2 separate regions of the Homo sapiens genome follow, and region 2 is linked to region 1. Evidence: read pairs that join two places in POLR2A ChIA-PET (ENCODE). Cell type or tissue: Panc1. All regions are shown on one strand. Each heading gives the region's core, and the rest is flanking DNA. Links, peaks and the distances in the headings are about the cores only.

Evidence for each region. ChIA-PET counts read pairs that join two places held together with the same protein. Peaks named below come from ENCODE experiments on the same cell type or tissue, not always from the same donor. Only the 100,000 strongest peaks of a DNase experiment are listed, where the experiment ranks them.
Region 2: POLR2A ChIA-PET joins it to region 1 with 6 read pairs; 7 of 35 experiments call an interaction of 5 or more read pairs at or near these places.

What each region holds. Positions count from the first base shown.
Region 1 is chr11:63,959,096-63,963,479 of GRCh38, reverse strand. No RefSeq gene overlaps it. Among named protein-coding and RNA genes, the nearest start is that of COX8A, 13 kb to the left of the region's middle. RefSeq lists an enhancer at 1,696-2,253. In Panc1, for the core only: no CTCF peak of the experiment used is centred there; no DNase peak of the experiment used is centred there; H3K27ac peaks cover 233 bases.
Region 2 is chr11:63,804,295-63,808,678 of GRCh38, reverse strand. No RefSeq gene overlaps it. Among named protein-coding and RNA genes, the nearest start is that of SPINDOC, 7.0 kb to the left of the region's middle. In Panc1, for the core only: no CTCF peak of the experiment used is centred there; no DNase peak of the experiment used is centred there.

The sequences.
Region 1 (4,384 bases), core at 111-4,110:
CATGTTGCCCAGCCTGGTCTTGAACTCCTGAGCTCAGACATTCCACCCGCTTTGGCCTCTCAAAGTGCTGGGATTACAGGCAAGAGCCACCATGCCCAGCCTAGGGCAATTCTTACTGCTTAAAAGTAAGCAAGCCTGGGTGCAGTAGCTCACGTCTGTGATCTCAGCACTGTGGGAGGCCGAGGTGGGCAGATCACCTGAGGTCAGGAGTTCGAGACCAGCCTGGCCAACATAGTGAAACCCCATCTCTACTACAAATACAAAAACTAGCCGGGCATGGTAGCACACACCTGTAGTCCCAGTTACTCGGGAGACTGAGGCAGGAGAATCCCTTGAACCCAGGAGGCAGAGGTTGCAGTGAGCCGAGGTCGCAGTACTGCCCTCCAAGCTGGGTGACAGAGCAAGACTCCATCTCAAAATAATAAACGAGCAAGGAGAGGGGGGTTTGTTGGTCCAATGAGGGAGGTGTGCCCCATGTGGTGACAGGCTCTCTGTGACAGGAACCTTCCACAGGACAGGGACCCCCTCTATCACCCTGGACAGCTGCTGTGCTGCCTGCAAAGACGGGGAGCTCAGTTCCCCCGCCTGGGACTGCCCCCACGCTCCGATTGCTTGCTAGGGAGTCCCTCCCTACTAAGGGGTGAGACCTAAATCTCTTGAGCCCTTGGTCTCTCTGATCCCCGGGCTCAACCTGTTCCCTCCTGAGTGGGGCACTAGGAATAGATCCCAAGCCTTGGCGATGGGTAGGGGAGCTGGTCCAGGCTTCCTGTCACTGATTGTCATACCAGGTGCCCCACCCCAGAGGCGGCCCCCAGACCCACTGCTTACACATGGCCTGGACAAACACTGGGTCTCCCCACCCCAGGCCTGGCCCTCTCCCCATGAAAGGCTCTGGACCAGCAGCTGCTCTTGTCCAAATATGGAACTGCGAGGCCTGGGGAGGGAGCTGCACCCCAGTCCTGAGGGGCCAGCAGGTAAGAACCCTCAGCTGCCCCTCCTCTGCACACTTTCTAGAGCTTGCCACCTCCCAAAGCATCTGATCTGGAGCTGGTAAGAACCTGAGCTTTGGGTATCCAGTTTCCCTACCTGGCCTGGTCTCTCCTCCTGGCACATCAGGTGGGTGCCAGGCACTGAGCCCTGGGGCTGGCCAGGAGGGCTGCATGGTGAGGATGCAAAGAAGCCAGCCCTGTGCTTTCAGAGGGCAGCTGGGGCCTCTTCATCTGCCTGTGGGTGGGGAATGACTCTTGGGGTGACGGCAGCAGCAGGAGACTCTAGTGAAGCTGCAGGAAGGGCCCAGTGCCCAGAGGTGGAGGGTGAACAAGGGCCTCGGGGAAGGAGATACAGGCCTAACACTGGGGTGCTGGGTACCTCGAGAATGCACCTTTCCCTCCGTGGGCCTTAGCTTCCCCATCTGCAAAATGGGGGCGCTAATGCAAACTCCAGGAGAAGATGGAGGGAGAGACGGCATCACTGGAAGAGCTAGTTTGGGAAACCTAACCAGGCAACGGTCAAGGGAGGGGGCGGGACAGAGACAAGGATCTTAGAGGAGTGTTTGCTCTTCCTGGGATACAGCTGTTGCCAGGCATCCAGGGGACAGGCCCAGACACAGCTGTCGGGGGCGGGGTTGGGGGTGGAGGGGTTGCTCTCTAGGCAGGCACAGCTGTACTGGCTGGGGCACCCCAGGGTTCCAGCAGCGGGAGGGAAGGGTGCAAGCTGAGGGCTGGGCGGGCCTGCCGAGAGCCTGTGGTGGTTAACCCCTTCCGGAACGCAGTCCACAGCCAGCAGCCCTGTGTGGTAAGGGCGAGATCACCGCATTTGCACCCATGTGGGACGGTGGCTCCAGCTTGGTGAAGACTGGCTTCTCAGGCCACGTTTCCCTCCATCATGGGCTGGCCCCCAGACTCACCCCTACCAGGCTGGAACCACATCCAGGCCCCTCTGCCTTCTGAGCCCCTAGCCTGCGCTCATAGCTCCAATACCCATGGGCCTCTCTTGTTTCTGGACCCCTGATCAGCTTAGGGCAGGTCCCCACTCCTTTTCATGTTCCTGGACACCAATCTCACTGCCAGGACCCTCAGAGGGCTCTAGCCTGAGTGCCCCATCCCTGGACCCCTCCAGCCACATACCCCACCTTTCCCCATCCCATATATCCAACATTCAGGAGAGGGGCCGCCACAGGAGCGGTCCCCCCACAGCTCCCACATGTGACACCCGTGTGGCCCACCTGCCAGGCATCGAGCTAGGCACGGGGGCAGTTCCACATCATGACCAACTTCAAGGGCATGTGCTGCCCCACGCCATCCACAGTGCCTGCACTTGGCGGCTTGAGACCTCACTACGATCCTCAGTGGACGTGGCTGCCTAGTCCTTTGTCACCACTGAGGGGCTCAGGGCCAGGGAGCCGGACAGGAGCCACTAGTGTCCAGGCCACCCGTCAGCCTCACCTGCTGCAACAGAGCCATCCTGTATCAGAGCATGACCCCAGAGAGGTGCAGGGCCTGGCTTTCAACAGCCAAATCAGCCACAGCTGGCTCTCACCCTGCTCCCGATCTCCCAGCTGTGGCCTACCAAGCCCTGCTCTGAGTCAAACAGCCTCCACCCCTTAGGGGGCTCCCAGCCTGGTCCCATTTCTCAGGGCCTCCTCCCTCCAGCACTGGGGTGGCCTGCACTAAGCACCAGCGCCACATGATGTGACCTCAGCCCCAGCCCTGCCAGTCCGTAGGGACTATTAAATGTTCACCTTAATAGAATTAACACTCCACAGCAGGGCCAGGCTTGGGAGCTCACGCCTGTAATCCCAGCACTTTGGGAGGCCGAGGTGGGTGGATCACCTGAGCTCAGGAGTTTGAGACCAGCCTGGCTAACATGGTGAAACCTTCTCTCTACTAAAAATACAAAAATTAGCTGGGTGTGATGGCGTATGCCTGCAGTCTCAGCTACTCAGGAGGCTGAAGTGGGAGGATCACCTGAGCCCAGGAGGTTGAGGCTGCAGTGAGCTGATTGTGCCACTGCACTCCAGCCTGGTGACAGAGATCTTGTCTCAAAAAAACAAACAAACAAAGAAAACAACCCACAGCAGACTCCTAAAGCCCCAATACAGGTTCTAAGGTTCTCTTTGCTCACTTCAGCATAGTAGGAATCCAGGAACGTAGATGGAATCACAGAAACCGACATCCTGTCCAGGGCAGCACTGCATAATACCCTGGCATTGCAGGCCAGAAGCAGGAGACACCACCCTTGTCCCCAGCACCAGGAGTAGCAAGGTGGGGCAGGAGAGGCCTCTGGGGCCCATAGCTCCTGCTCAGGAAGAAGCTGGGCCTCTCACAGTCGCCGTGGGGCAAGGCAGCATAGGGAGGGAAGGGACCTAGTCAGGTACACAGCTGTGGGTGTCCTTGGCTTGCTCCTGTCTTTTCTTTCCCAAGCTGCAGGTTACCTAACTGTGAAACGGGGATAACACCTCCTACGCTGTGTTCAAATCTTGGCTCTGCCATTTACTACTGGGCCCATGAGCAAGTTACTTTTCACTCTCCATTTATCTTTTTGAGAGAGTCTTGCTTTGTCGCCCAGGCTGGAGTGCGGTGGGGCAATCTCGGCTCACTGCAGCCTCTGCTTTCCAAGTAGCTGCGATTACAAGCACACATCACCATACTAAGCTAATTTTTTTTTCTTTTTTTGAGATGGAGTCTCGCTTCTTCGCCCAGGCTGGAGTATCTGGCACAATCTTGGCTCACTGCAACCTCCGCCTCCCGGGTTCAAGCGATTCTCCACCACGTGCCACCACGCCTGGCTAATTTTTGTATTTTTAGTAGAGACGGGTTCACCATGTTGGCCAGGATGGTCTCGATCGCTTCACCTCGTGATCTGCCTGCCTCAGCCTCCCAAAGGGCTGGGATAACAGGTGTGAGCCACTGTGTCCAACCTAATTTTTTGAGACGGAGTCTCACTGTCACCAGGCTGGAGCACAATGGCGTGATCTCGGCTCACTGCAACCTCCGCCTCCCAGGTTCAAGCGATTCTCCTGTCTCAGCCTCCCAAGTAGCTGGGAACACAGGCATGCGCCACCAAGCCCAGCTAATTTTTATGTTTTTAGTAAAGACGGGATTTCACCCTGTTGGCCAGGATGGTCTCGATCTCCTGACCTCGTGATCCACCCGCCTCGGCCTCCCAAAGTGCTGGGATTACAGGAGTGAGCCACCGCGCCCAGCCTAATTTTTTTATTTTTAGTAGAGACAGGGCTTCACCATGTTGCCCAGGTTGGTCTCGAACTTCTGGCCTCAAGTGATCTGCCTGCCTAGGCCTCCCAAAGTGCTGAGATTACAGGCGTAAGACACAATGACTGCAATTTTTTTTTTTTTTTTTAAGAACAGGGTCTTGTTTGCTCTGT
Region 2 (4,384 bases), core at 155-4,154, 150 kb after region 1:
CCTGGGAGGTGGAGCTTGCAGTGAGCCGATCTCACGCCACTGCACTCCAGCCTGGGCGACAGAGTGAGACTCCGTCTCAAAAAAAAAAAAAAAAAAATTAGCTTGGTGTGGTGGAGTGCCCCTGTAATCCCAGCTACCTTGATGTCTGAGGCATGAGAATCGCTTGAATCTGGGAGTTGGAGGTTGCAGTGATCTGTGATTGTGCTACTGCACTCCTGCCTCGGCACTCCTGCCTCGGTGACAGGGCAAGACTCTGTCTCAAAAAAAAAAAAGAAAAAAAATCTGCAAGTCTAAAAGAGCTCTTTTTTTTGTTGTTGTTGGGACAGAGTCTCACTCTGTCTCCCAGGCTGGAGTACAGTGGCACGATCTCGGCTCACTGCAACCTCCATCTCCCAGGTTTCAGTGACTCTCCCATCTCAGCCTCCTGAGTACCTGTGATTACAGGCGTCCGCCATCACACCCGGCTAATTTTTTGTATTTTTAGTAGAGATGGGGTTTCACCATGTTGGCCAAGCTAATCTCGAACTCCTGATCTCAAGTGATCCGACTGCCTTGGTCTCCCAAAGTGCTGGGATTACAGGCATGAGCCACTGCACCGGCCTAAAAGAGCTCTTTTAATTTTTTTTTTTTTTTTTTTGAGACAGAGTCTTGCTCTGTTGCCCAGGCTGGAGTGCAGTGGCGCTATCTTGGCTCACTGCAACTTCCACCTCCCGGGTTCAAGCGATTCTCCTGTCTCAGCCTCCTGAGTAGCTGGGATTACAGGCATGTGCCACCATGCTCAGCTAATTTTTGTATTTTTAGTACAGACGAGGTTTCATCATGTTGGCCAGGCTGGTCTTGAACTCCTGACTTCAAGTGATCTACCCACCTCGGCCTCCCACAGTGATGGGATTACAGGCATGAGCCACCGAGTCTGGCCAAAAGAGCTCTTTTAATAAACGTAAAATAAAATTCCAAGTGATAAGAGATCATTGTCATAGTTTGGCAGTATTTTTTTCTTTGGGGATACATAAAATAATGGTTCATCTTGCAAACCATGATGTCCTAGATTTAATGAAATGTGGCTAGTTGCTAAGGCAGGACCCAACCCTAGCTCTATCCCCTGTCCTTGCTCTTAAACACTGCAATGCTTAGATGAAGAAACCAAATCAAACAACATGAAAGTCACAGAAGCGAATTGGTCGGCCTGCAAAGCCAGGCCTTCTGCCTTGCATACCTGCTCTGCTGAGCAAACCTTCTCTGCGCTGAGCTCTGAGGGAAGACTCCAGACCATCTTCAGTGGAGTTATTAGGAATTCCAGGAATTCTCCTCCACCAGCTACACAGCTACATAGAAAGTGCCATATACAGGAATCAAATTTTTGTTTGTTTGTTTGTTGTAGAGGCAGAGTCTGGCTCTGTCACCCAGCCTGGAGTACAGTGGCGAAATCATAGCTCACCACAGCCTCGAACTCCTGGGCTCAAGCGATCCTCCCGCCTCAGCCTCCCAAAGTGCTGGGATTACAAGTGTGAGTCACTGTGCCTGGCCAAGAATTGGAATTTATTTATTTAATTTATTGTTATTATTACATATATATTTTTGAGGTGGAGTCTTGCTCTGTCGCCCAGGCTAGAGTGCAGTGGCACGATCTCTGCTCACCGCAGCCTCTGCCTCCTGGGTTCAAGCAGTTCTCCTGCCCCAACCTCCTGAGTAGCTAGGATTACAGGTGCGCGCTACCATGCCCAGCTAATTGTTTGTATTTTTTTTTTTTTTTTTTGAGACAGAGTCTTGCTCTGTAGCCCAGGCTGGAGTGCAGTGACGTGATCTTGGCTCACAGCAAGCTCCACCTCCCGGGTTCACACCATTCTCCTGCCTCAGCCTCCCGAGTAGCTGGGACTACAGGCGCCCGCCACCACGCCTAGCTAATTTTTTTGTATTTTTAGTAGAGATGGGGTTTCACCGTGTTAGCCAGGATGGTCTTGATCTCCTGACCTTGTGATCCACCCACCTCAGCCTCCCAAAGTGCTGGGATTACAGGCGTGAGCCACTGCGCCTGGCTAATTGTTTGTATTTTTCGTAGAGATGAGGTTTCACCATATTGGCCAGGCTGGTCTGGAACTCCTGACCTGGTGATCCACCTGCCTCGGCCTCCCAAAGTACTGGGATTACAAGTGTGAGCCAATGCGCCTGGCCCCATTTTGTATTTTTATAGAGTCAGGGTTTCCCTATGTTGCCCAGGCTGGTCTCAAACTCCTGGGCTTAAACGATCCTCCCACCTCAGCCTCACAAAGTGCTGGAATTACAGGCATGAGCTACTGTGCCCAGCCAGGAATCTTAATTGTTGAGACAGCTTCCTGTGGAGGAGAGAGGGTAGACCCTTACTAATCTAAGTTATGTCTGTAACTCGTCTTTTGACTTAGCGAATTTGGCCTTGAGACATGAGATTCCTAGGACGGGGCAGGACAGACTGAAAACAGGAAGAGTGGAGAACCAATGGCTTCTGTCCCAGCAAATAGTTGCTCCAGGCCACTCCCCATGGTGTCCCCTAGGCTGGAGGCCCAAGCTGGAGGAAGCATTTCCTTTTGGCACAGCTTTTATTGTTGGTAGCATTTTAGGACACCAGTGACAAGCTGAGACAGCGAGTGGACTGCCTCAAGTGGGAATAGCTGTGGGGATATTGAAATATGGGGGCCGGGCGTGGTGGCTCATGCCTATAATCCCAGCACTTTGGGAGTCTGAGGCAGGCGGATCACGAGGTCAGGAGTTCGAGAGCAGCCTGGCCAATATGGTGAAACCTCATCTCTACTAAAAATACAAAAATTAGCCAGGCTGCTAATTTTTGTAAAAATACAAAAATTACAGGTGGTGGCACGCACCTGTAGTTCCGGCTACTCAGGAGGCTGAGGCAGGAGAATCACTGGAACCCGGGAGGCGGAGGTTGCAGTGAGCCGAGATTGCACCGTTGCACTCCAGCCTGGGTGACAGAGCAAGACTCCGTCTCAAAAGAAAAAGAAAAAGAAATATGGGTGGGCTGCTGTAGCAAGTGGACTAGACCCAGCTCCAAGTGAGGAGAGGGCTGTCTGAAGCCTAGGTAAGGGCAGGGGGGCTTCACTCTTAACTGGCTTGGCATTTAGTAGTGGTCTTTAGCAAAAGCCATAATAAATATATAGCCATGCTCTTCAGCTCAGTAATCCTATTGCCAGCTTATCCTAAAGTCATCCAAAAGAAGAAAAGTAATGACCTAACAGCAATGTTGGTATCAGTTCAGCCCCTAAAACTTAGCACTCCTTGGTGAAATTTTATTCAGTTGTTGTGTGTGGTCAGAAGTCCATCTCTTGGTCCCACATCCGTTGGAACCCCACTGTTATGAAACTTGGCACGTTGTGCTGTAATTATTTGTTTGCAGGACCAGTTTTTGTCCATCTTTATAGTTGCAGCATCAGCCCAGAATCTGTGGTGTTAGCACCAGCTGGGTGGCCACATTTTAGGGTTCTTGTTGCAGAACTCTCAATCTAAACTAGCTCAAGGTCAGGTGTGATGGCTCACGCCTGTAATCCCAGTAGTTTGGGAGGCTGACGTGGGTGGATCACCTGAAGTCAGGAGTTCCAGACCAGCCTGGACAACAAGACAAAACCTCATCTCTATTAAAAATATAAAAATTGGCTGGGCGTAGTGGCTGACACCTGTAACCCCAGCACTTTGGGACACCGAGGTGGGCAGATCACAAGGTCAGGAGTTTGGGACCATCCTGGCTAACACGGTGAAACCCCGTCTCTACTAAAAATACAAAAATTAGCTGGGTGTGGCGGCAGGCGCCTGTAGTCCCAACTACTCGGGAGGCTGAGGCAGGAGAATCGCTTGAACCCGGGAAGTGGAGGTTGCAGTGAGCCGAGATCGTGCCACTGCACTCCAGCCTAGGCGACTGTCTCAAGAAATAAATAAATAAATATACTAGCTTGAACAAAATGGGGGATTTATTGGCTCATGGAACTGAAGGAAGGGCTGAATGCCCAATTGTGGGAAGGGCAGGGATACAGGCCGACTTTAGGAATAACCGGACCCAGGACATAAATGCTACCAGGACGTTCTTTTCACCCCCAGTCTCTGCCTCTGTTTGTGTACATCAGCCATACTCCCTTTCCTGCAGCCTGTCTTTTTCCACATGGCAGGAGATGGGCCACTAATTCCCACAGACTAGCTTCTAGCTCTGTACATGTCAAACCTGTTTCTCCTCCTCTGTCCACGTGTGTGTTCAATGCTAGGCACTGTTTACATCCTCGTATCACCAAATGACTTTCTGCCCTGCACGTTGGTGTAATAAAATGAGGTGAGTCAGATTGGCGGGCATAGAATTATTCCTGGAAGCTGTTCCTACTTTTTTGTTAAAGTATCCTGTATTGTCTGA